Linked DNA regions of Homo sapiens: region 2 is linked to region 1. A link is a loop called in an ENCODE intact Hi-C map of the cell type or tissue named here. Cell type or tissue: CD4-positive, alpha-beta T cell. All regions are shown on one strand. Each heading gives the region's core, and the rest is flanking DNA. Links, peaks and the distances in the headings are about the cores only.

Region 1 (4,074 bases), core at 991-3,490:
AATTTGGATGTGGGGGTGGGGGTGGAGAAAGGGGAAGTGGTCCAGAAACAAAAAGCCCCATTGGGCATGATAAGCCGAGGAGGCATTCTTCTAAAGCAGACTTTTGTGTAAAAAGCAAAGGTTACATGTGAGTATTAATAAAGAAGATAATAAATAATATTCTTTTTAATATTTGCCTCCATTACTTTGGATTCACCTGTGTTACTTGTCCTCAGCTTCAGATAGAATCTCCTTCCCCTCCCTCGTTTCCATTTTTCCAGTCTCTTTCCTGAAAGGCAGCTAAACTGGGTGGGAGCAATTTTTGCCTCCTTGGTAATAACCTGGGGGATGTTTTCTCACATGTAAATCTCAGCCTGTTAGGTGTCCAGGAGTGAAACACATCTTTGTATTCTAAAGGCAGAAACCAAACAGGGCAGTGGAAGAAAAAGCACACTACTCTCTTCAACTTTGAACACAGGAAGAAGCAACTCCTTCAGGACTTGAAGGCATTTGGTTTTTCATTCCTCTTCAGTTAAAATGGGGAACCTTGAAGCAGAGACCAATGTTTTGGTGCTGAGGCTGGTTCAGAAAAAGGATTTTTAAAAAAAGTATGTAATTTTTAAAAGTTCTGATGATTAGAACACAGACCTCAGGAAAGTAGCGTGAACATACTGCTGGCGATGGTAGCAGCTTCGTTGGTTTAGCAAAGTGACAGAAGTATCTATTTGGAGTGTTTTTCTGACCCTGACACGGTATGTGGAGGTGGATGAAAGCAGCGAAGTTTCATCTGAGAACCGTAAGGGTTTTCCCTTTTCTTACTTGCTTCCCATTTAAATCAGTGCAAGAGAGAATATGAATTTATAATGCTTTACTTGGGATGCCTGTGGAATATGTTGCTTTTCTTTATCATGTTTCCTAAAAGTAAATTTGCAAAGAAAGTAACATGCTGCAGACAGTATAAGGCTTCAGCCAAGAGCTTCTTTTAGATATGATAATGAATTGTGGTAAAGAGGAAATGAAAATGAACTAGTGTGTAGGATTTTGAAATTTGGTATTTTCCAGGGAGAAAACCGTTACATTTTCCTGTAGTGGTTATGATGTTGTGTCCTGAACCCATTTGGTACTGAAACATTCTGCAGAATGTTATACTATGAGAAGAAATTGTGAAGCCCAAATGGGAACAAGAGACAGTGTAGTTGTATATGACAGTAAATACAGTACAAGTTCACTATCATCATGGTTTTATTTCACTGTGATTTTTTATGAGATCTCTGAAAGCCAACATGCATAGGTTAAATGCTGAGAATTTTATTTTAGGGAAAAGATGATAAAAATAATCTGTACGTGGGGAATATTTTAACACACAATGATTCTTAAGTATAATTACCATTGCAATACAAAATCTAGCTACGCTGGTAAGAATTCCAAGGTAAAGAAGCATAAAGGTTTAAAAAGGGGTATATTTAGAAATGGATTTTATAACACAATCTAGAATGCTTATTTCTTAATTTACTAAAATAGTTTTTAGTATTGTGTTTCTGAAGCCAGATTACATCTATAATACATTGATCATGTTTTCCATATTTTTGTGGTAGTGCCTATGCTGAATTAGCTTCACCAGCAGTAGAATATTTGTAATAGATTTAATTTAAGAATACTTTAAAGTTAAATGAACAAAATAAATACTAATATTGGATGGCTATAGATGAAACAGATTTAACAGGAAATTAAGAGAGCAGCATTAAAAAGCAACCACTCTGAATAAAATAACCATTTATAAACAAATTTTGTGTGGCATTAGAATCAGCTCTTAACAATTGCGGTGAAATTCATGCCTAGTTGTTGAGTGAAGGATTTTCAAGCAGTGAATTCATTCTTCTTTCAGCTTATCTAAGGACTTGGACTGTGTTAAAGTAGAATTATGATGTTTTGGATCTTGTATTTAAAACAATATTAGATGCTAGATAGAGCCTTTGCAGCTGGCAGAGCATTTGTGGCCTCTGCTCAGATGAAATTTTAAGCTAAACACCAACAGATCCTCTGCTTGCTCTGTTTGAACAGGGTTTCCGTTCGTAATCTTGTTTTGTAGCAGCTGCATTCTCTCCACTCTGCCACTCCTGTGCTCTGTAATTTGAAAAGGTGAATTGTTGCTCCTGGAGATTTGTACCTAGCTGCCTTCTAGGAAAGTGAGACAGGTGGTGTTCCCACTAAGGGCTGAGCTAGTCATATCAGTGACATTCAGCTTCCGAAGGTTTGAGAAGGAGAGAGAAGAATTTTTGGCGTTAACAAGCTTCTGTCAACCCCTAGTGCAAGCAGACCTGTGCTATGACAAATTGCAACAGAGCCTGTGACCATTCTTGAGGCAGCAAATATGAACGAGATCCTTTCACATTTCCCAAGCTGGCAATATGTCCGTCAGCAAGAGAAAATATTCTTTAGAGCAGGTTGTCAGAGTGATTTTCATTTTCAAATTCTGCTCAATGATAGCACTCCTTACTTACCGCTTGGCTTTGGAATGCCTTTGTTAATGAGTAAGCTGTATTTATAAAACAAAGTTTACCCAGTGCGTTTAGTCAACAAATTTGAGTTTGGAACAAGGCAGAGGCACAGGCTGGGGGCTTAAATTTCAAGGAGCTCAGAGCCACTCAAAGACCTCATTCAGACTGACAGTGGATACCTTGCAGGCAGGGGCCAGAGCAAATCTATACCCTTCAGTGTCCACCACATAGTGCATGATAAATATTTATTAAATAAGTGAATGAAATATGCAACTATCAAATTTTGAAAATACTTGGAAGGGAGAGAGTGGAAGAGTGTATTACCTGTGTGGGGAAAATGCCAGCCTGTTCAGTAAAGTTTGCTGAAGGAAATAAGCCATAGGCTCTATTTAGATGTGGGGAGTGAGCAATAGGAATATCTTCAAGATTTCCAGGGCAACTGTTTATAGACTATTTCCCAGCGATGAATTAGAGAAAAAATGCACAATTTCTAAATGTGGAGAGGTAAATGTTTCAAAGTAAGGAATTTGATTGTTACTGTTTTCCCACTTGCATGAACACCATAAGGGCGGGGATCAGAACAAACCTGCAGAGCAGATGTTGTCCAGGGGTCTCAGGGAGGGCTAAAAAGCTATTTATTTTTGCAGAAGTCATGTGGCACTTATTGTTTTGAGTGCTGCAAATGTGTAGTTTGATGGACTGTGATGGAGCAAATGTTGTCCAGGGGTCTAAGGGAGGGCTAAAAAGCTGCTTTTTTTTTTTTTTTTTTTTTTTTGCAGAAGTCATGTGGCACTTATTGTTTTGAGTGCTGTGAATGTGTAGTTTGATGGACTGTGATGTGTTAGGTTGGTGCAAGCGTGATTGTGGTTTTTGTCATTGAAAGTAATGGTAAAAAACTGCAATTACATTTGCACCCACCTAATAGATTTTCTGCAGGTGTAGGGATGGTTACTTTCAGGAAGTTTGTCCTATTGTGGATGCTGAGCGAGACAATGGCTGCCTGTTCCCATACATTCCCTGCTTGGCCACAGCCAGTTTTGTCCAGGATTTCTGTTGTACACAGTACAGTTGCAGCTGGATTATGTGATTGGTTTGAAATTAATGTGAATTTGGGGGAGGCTATTAAATATTCCCTAGGTCTTGAAACGCAGACTCTAGAGATGACTCTAGGAAGAGCAAGAGGGAAATGAAAAGCGTGTCTCATCATGTAGGCATGGTAAATAAGGACAAGGTGTCACTTTACCATCCTCCTCCAACTTTCTTTCTTCCCTACACACAACACACATGCACACACACATACAATTGAGTTTCTGCATCGTCTTGAAGAGATCTGGATGAGAGAATGTTCTAATCCCAGCTAACAGATGCGTGGTGAGGCACACTTTTGATCTCAGGCTTCTGGAGAGTGAGTGGTCGGCCAATTGTTATATTAGAAAGCTTGACAGTTCTGCGTCAGGATCCAATGGGGATAGGTAGAAAATGACAATCACAATTTGAGGAATGACTTGAGGTGTGTGATGGGATGTCCTGAGGTAAATGCGCAGTTTATAGACCCCTTTTGTCCTTCACCTTGAGGAAACCCTTTTCAAATCTGTCA
Region 2 (4,074 bases), core at 1,039-3,538, 330 kb after region 1:
GGGACATGAAGTGACCCCTAATGTTCAAATTGCATCCTATAGGTAATCAAAGAAAAGCAGACAGACAGTGCCACCAAGAAGAAAACCATTGGAGATGCTTTTGAATCATCTCCAAACACGGGGCAGCTTCATTACTGGCCAACTACAATCTCTACTGCAAATCTAGCACTGGCAAGAGTGTTATTAAAAAAAAAAAGAGGAAAAGAAGAGCTAATTTTCATCCAAACATTTCTGTAGTGTTTTTGCAAAACAGCTATCTGTACTGAGTACAATGAAATCTGCATTAAAGCATATTTTGCCTCTAATGGGCAATTCCCTGTCTTAAGCAGTTTCTTCCAAGTGATCCTTTTTGGTAGAATCCAGCACTTATTTTTAAAAACTTTAGTTAAAATCTCATATATTGGTTACACAATTAATCTTCAGGGTAGATGCAAAATGGGTGTTTCATTGCAACTTTTTGGATTTTACACAGTCATTTTTTAAAACAGTTTCATTAATGTTTAAAACACATACTAGTAAGTAAAAGACTGTAATATATTAAAACATAAGGCTTTATGTTTTAAAAGAGAAGTTAAGGATCCCAGGGAATTAAATAATGTAATCAAAACACTGAAATCTGTTTCAAAGCAGTACTAGTTCACCGATAACCAAAAATAAAGGAGAAAAGGGGAAGTTCCCCCTGCTTAATGCTTACAAAAAGGACTTTTCTATATTGCTTTCACACTACATTATAGGTTTCCACATTACCAGGACTAGAGAATGAAAGAAGCGTATGAACATATATGGAGGATATGACCATTTTAAGTTTTACTTTTGGGATAAGACATATCAGAGTAACGCAAAGGCAAATTTGAGTATTTCCTCTCAACATGATATGATTGGCAAATATATACATACAATTAGTAATATATATGATTAATAATATAGAAATGTAAGGCCTTGATTACAAAAAATTACACTGGGAAATTTAATGTACTTCTTTCAGAATCTGACACATCTAGTAAAAATATAGGTAAAGATACAGACAATTTGAGTAACATAATCAAGAAACTCAATTTAATAGGAAACTGAATCATCCTAAATGTAATAGTCGAATCAGATGATGATTATTGATGGATGCTAAAAACAGTGGGTAAAAGATTGTTAGAAACAGGATATTTATACTGTCCTTAAGTATCCTCCCACAGATTAAAAACTAATTACAAAGGTAAAAATATACCTTTGCAACTGAGGTTAACACTGTCACCACATGAACAAACTTAGCATTACCAATGGTGGAACAACCTGACCTCATGTGCCCATTAGCACACAACAGTATCGATGAATATTCTTGCCAAAAATATTCAACCTGAATTTCAAGCCTTGACCTAATTTCTAGTTTACAGGAAATATAGCACCGAAAAGAATACATTAATTGTTGCTGTGGGAAAAAAAGCAAGTCCAGGGTGTGGAATAGTGTATGAAACAACTGACCTGGTTTCTTCTGAAAAAACAAAAAAGAAGGAAAAACTGATTAAAAAGACTAAAAAAAAAAAAAAAAAAAAGACCAAATGCAACACATTATCTTGATTGGATCCTGAATTTTAAAATATCTTATAAGTTTTTGCAATAACTGGAAAAATTTAAATATGTACTGATAATACTGTCAATTGTTAAAAAAATTTCTAGGTACAATAACTGTACTTTGGTTATCTAAGAGAATGTCCTTATTTCTAGGTGCAATGACGGTACTTTGGTTATCTAAGAGAATGTCCTTATTTCTAGGTGCAATAACGGTACTTTGGTTATCTAAGAGAATGTCCTTATTTCTAGGTGCAATAATGGTACTTTGGTTATCAAAGAGAATGTCCTTATTTCTAGGTGCAATAACGGTACTTTGGTTATCTAAGAGAATGTCCTCATTCTTAGAAGATGCATGCTTTAATATTTAGATAAGAAGCATGTGATGACTATTCTCACATTCAAATGGTTCAGTGAAAAAGCAACAAATTAAAAACCATTCACATAATTATATTTAATATATATGCATATTATGTATATATATGGAAAGGCAAGAATGCGAAGTGAGCAATTTATTAATAATGGGTGAAACTAGGTTAAGGGCATATCGATATTTATTTTACTATTAGGTTGAACCATACGAAATTGGCAATACTTGACCATTTTTTAGCTACAAATGACAATTTTACCTTGAATACACAAATTAACATAGGAGACACTAGAAAGGTGACAGAAGACACACCATTAAAAATGACTGAAGGAATCAGAGGGCTTCACAGTTGACTTTGATCTAGGTTTTAAAGACTAGATTATTTCTATATTATGTTATTTCAGAATATGAAAAAATGGAAAAGCCTTTAGTTCATGTTATGAATATAGCATATCCTTAATAATACCTAAACCCAGTAAAGATAGCTCCCTCCCCACAAAGGGAAAAAGAAAACTATAAGACTAATTCAAATTTATTATTATACATACAAAATTTTAGGGAAAAATAGTTATCTTGAGAATGTAAGGATAATTCAGTATCAGGACATCTATTAACATATTTCATCATACTAACAAATTAAAAGAAGAAGAAAACTGTATGATTATCTCAACATATTCTGAAAGTGCTCTCTCTATATAAATAATTCACTGACATTTCTAATCAAAGCTATAAGTTAAAATAGGATTATTTTATGAGTGCTGAGCACTGCTCAAAGGACATTAACATGTATCTTTTCCCATTTAATCTTTATACATTTAATCTCCAGAGATAGATGCTGTTATTACCCCCATTCTACTTTCTACAGTAAATGCCTAGGAGAGAGAATGCTTGGTGCTATGGTTTGAATGTTTTTTGTCCCCTCCAAATTTCACATTGAAATTTAATCCCCAATGCAACAATATTAGGAGTTGCAGCCTTTGGAAAGTGAATGACATTGGGTGCCCATATGAAAGGGTTTGAAGGAGGAAGTTTGTCCCTCTTGCTCTTCCACCTTCTGTCATGTGAGGACATAGTGTGTTTGTCCCCTCCAGAGAAGGCAGCATAAAGGTGCCATCCTGGAAGCAGAGAACCACCCTCACCAGAAAACTAAACCTGCTGGCACCTTTATCTTGGACTTCCCAGCTTCTAGAACTGGGAGAAAATAAATTTCTGTTCTTCGTAAGTTTTCCAGTCTTAGGTATTCTGTTATAGCAGCACAAAACAAACTAAGACACTGGGTCATATAGTAATTGTATTTTTACCTTATAATACACTGCTAAAGTGATTTACAGATTGGCTGTATTATTTTAGATTCCCACCAGCAATGTATTCTCTCTAGGTGTGTAGCTTTGTATTTTCATTCTCTGAACAGTGTTTTGGCAAAGTAAGGTATTTTCATGATTTTTTCTTTTATGGATGATGTTCTTCATATAATATCTAAGAATCCTTTGCCTAATTCAAAGTCATAAATACTTTCTCTTATGTTTTTTCTCGAAGTTTTATAGTTTTATATTTTGATCTATGATCCATTTTGAGTCAATTTCTTTGTAAGTTCTGAGGTTTAAGTCAAGGTTCATTTTTTGGCCTACGGATATTGTATTAGGTTTCTATTGCTGTGTAACAAACTACCAAACCTTAGCAGCATAAAACAACACCTATTAGCTCCCAGTTCTGTAGGTCTGATCTCTGGCATAATGTGACTGGATTTTCTGATTAGGATATCACAAGGCTGAAATGAAGGTACTGGCTAGGCTAGGTTCTTGTCTGGAGGCTCTGGAGGAAAATCTTTCTAATATCATTCTTCTTGTGGGCAGAATTCATTTCCTTGAGGTGTAAACTATGGCTCCCTTTTCCTTTCTGGCTGTCAGCCAGGTATTATTCCCAGCTCCCAGAGGCTTCCAAAATTCCTTGCCACGTAGCCACTTCCAACTTTAAGCCATGATGGCGCATCAAATCCTCCTGAATGTATGAGTTCCTCTTCAAAGACTTGCCAGAGAAAACTCTCTTCTTATAAAAAGGTTCATGTGATTAAGTCAGCCTCACAAGGTAATCTTCCTATTTCAAAGTCTACTGTGTCATATTAAGATAATCCATCATATTTGCAG

What was found. Hi-C counts contacts between places; a loop is a spot of excess contacts. Peaks named below come from ENCODE experiments on the same cell type or tissue, not always from the same donor. Only the 100,000 strongest peaks of a DNase experiment are listed, where the experiment ranks them.
Region 2: it touches region 1 in a loop (14-fold over the local background); 9 of 110 quality-filtered maps call a loop at or near these places.

What each region holds. Positions count from the first base shown.
Region 1 is chr3:143,122,802-143,126,875 of GRCh38, forward strand. It overlaps CHST2 (carbohydrate sulfotransferase 2), which reads left to right. Exons shown (of 2, transcript NM_004267.5): 2 at 1-1,213. Among named protein-coding and RNA genes, the nearest start is that of CHST2, 5.1 kb to the left of the region's middle. RefSeq lists an enhancer at 443-572. In CD4-positive, alpha-beta T cell, for the core only: no CTCF peak of the experiment used is centred there; no DNase peak of the experiment used is centred there; H3K4me3 peaks cover 48 bases; H3K27ac peaks cover 357 bases.
Region 2 is chr3:143,450,980-143,455,053 of GRCh38, forward strand. The region is part of intron 12 of SLC9A9 (solute carrier family 9 member A9); the gene reads right to left. Among named protein-coding and RNA genes, the nearest start is that of SLC9A9-AS1, 110 kb to the left of the region's middle. In CD4-positive, alpha-beta T cell, for the core only: no CTCF peak of the experiment used is centred there; no DNase peak of the experiment used is centred there.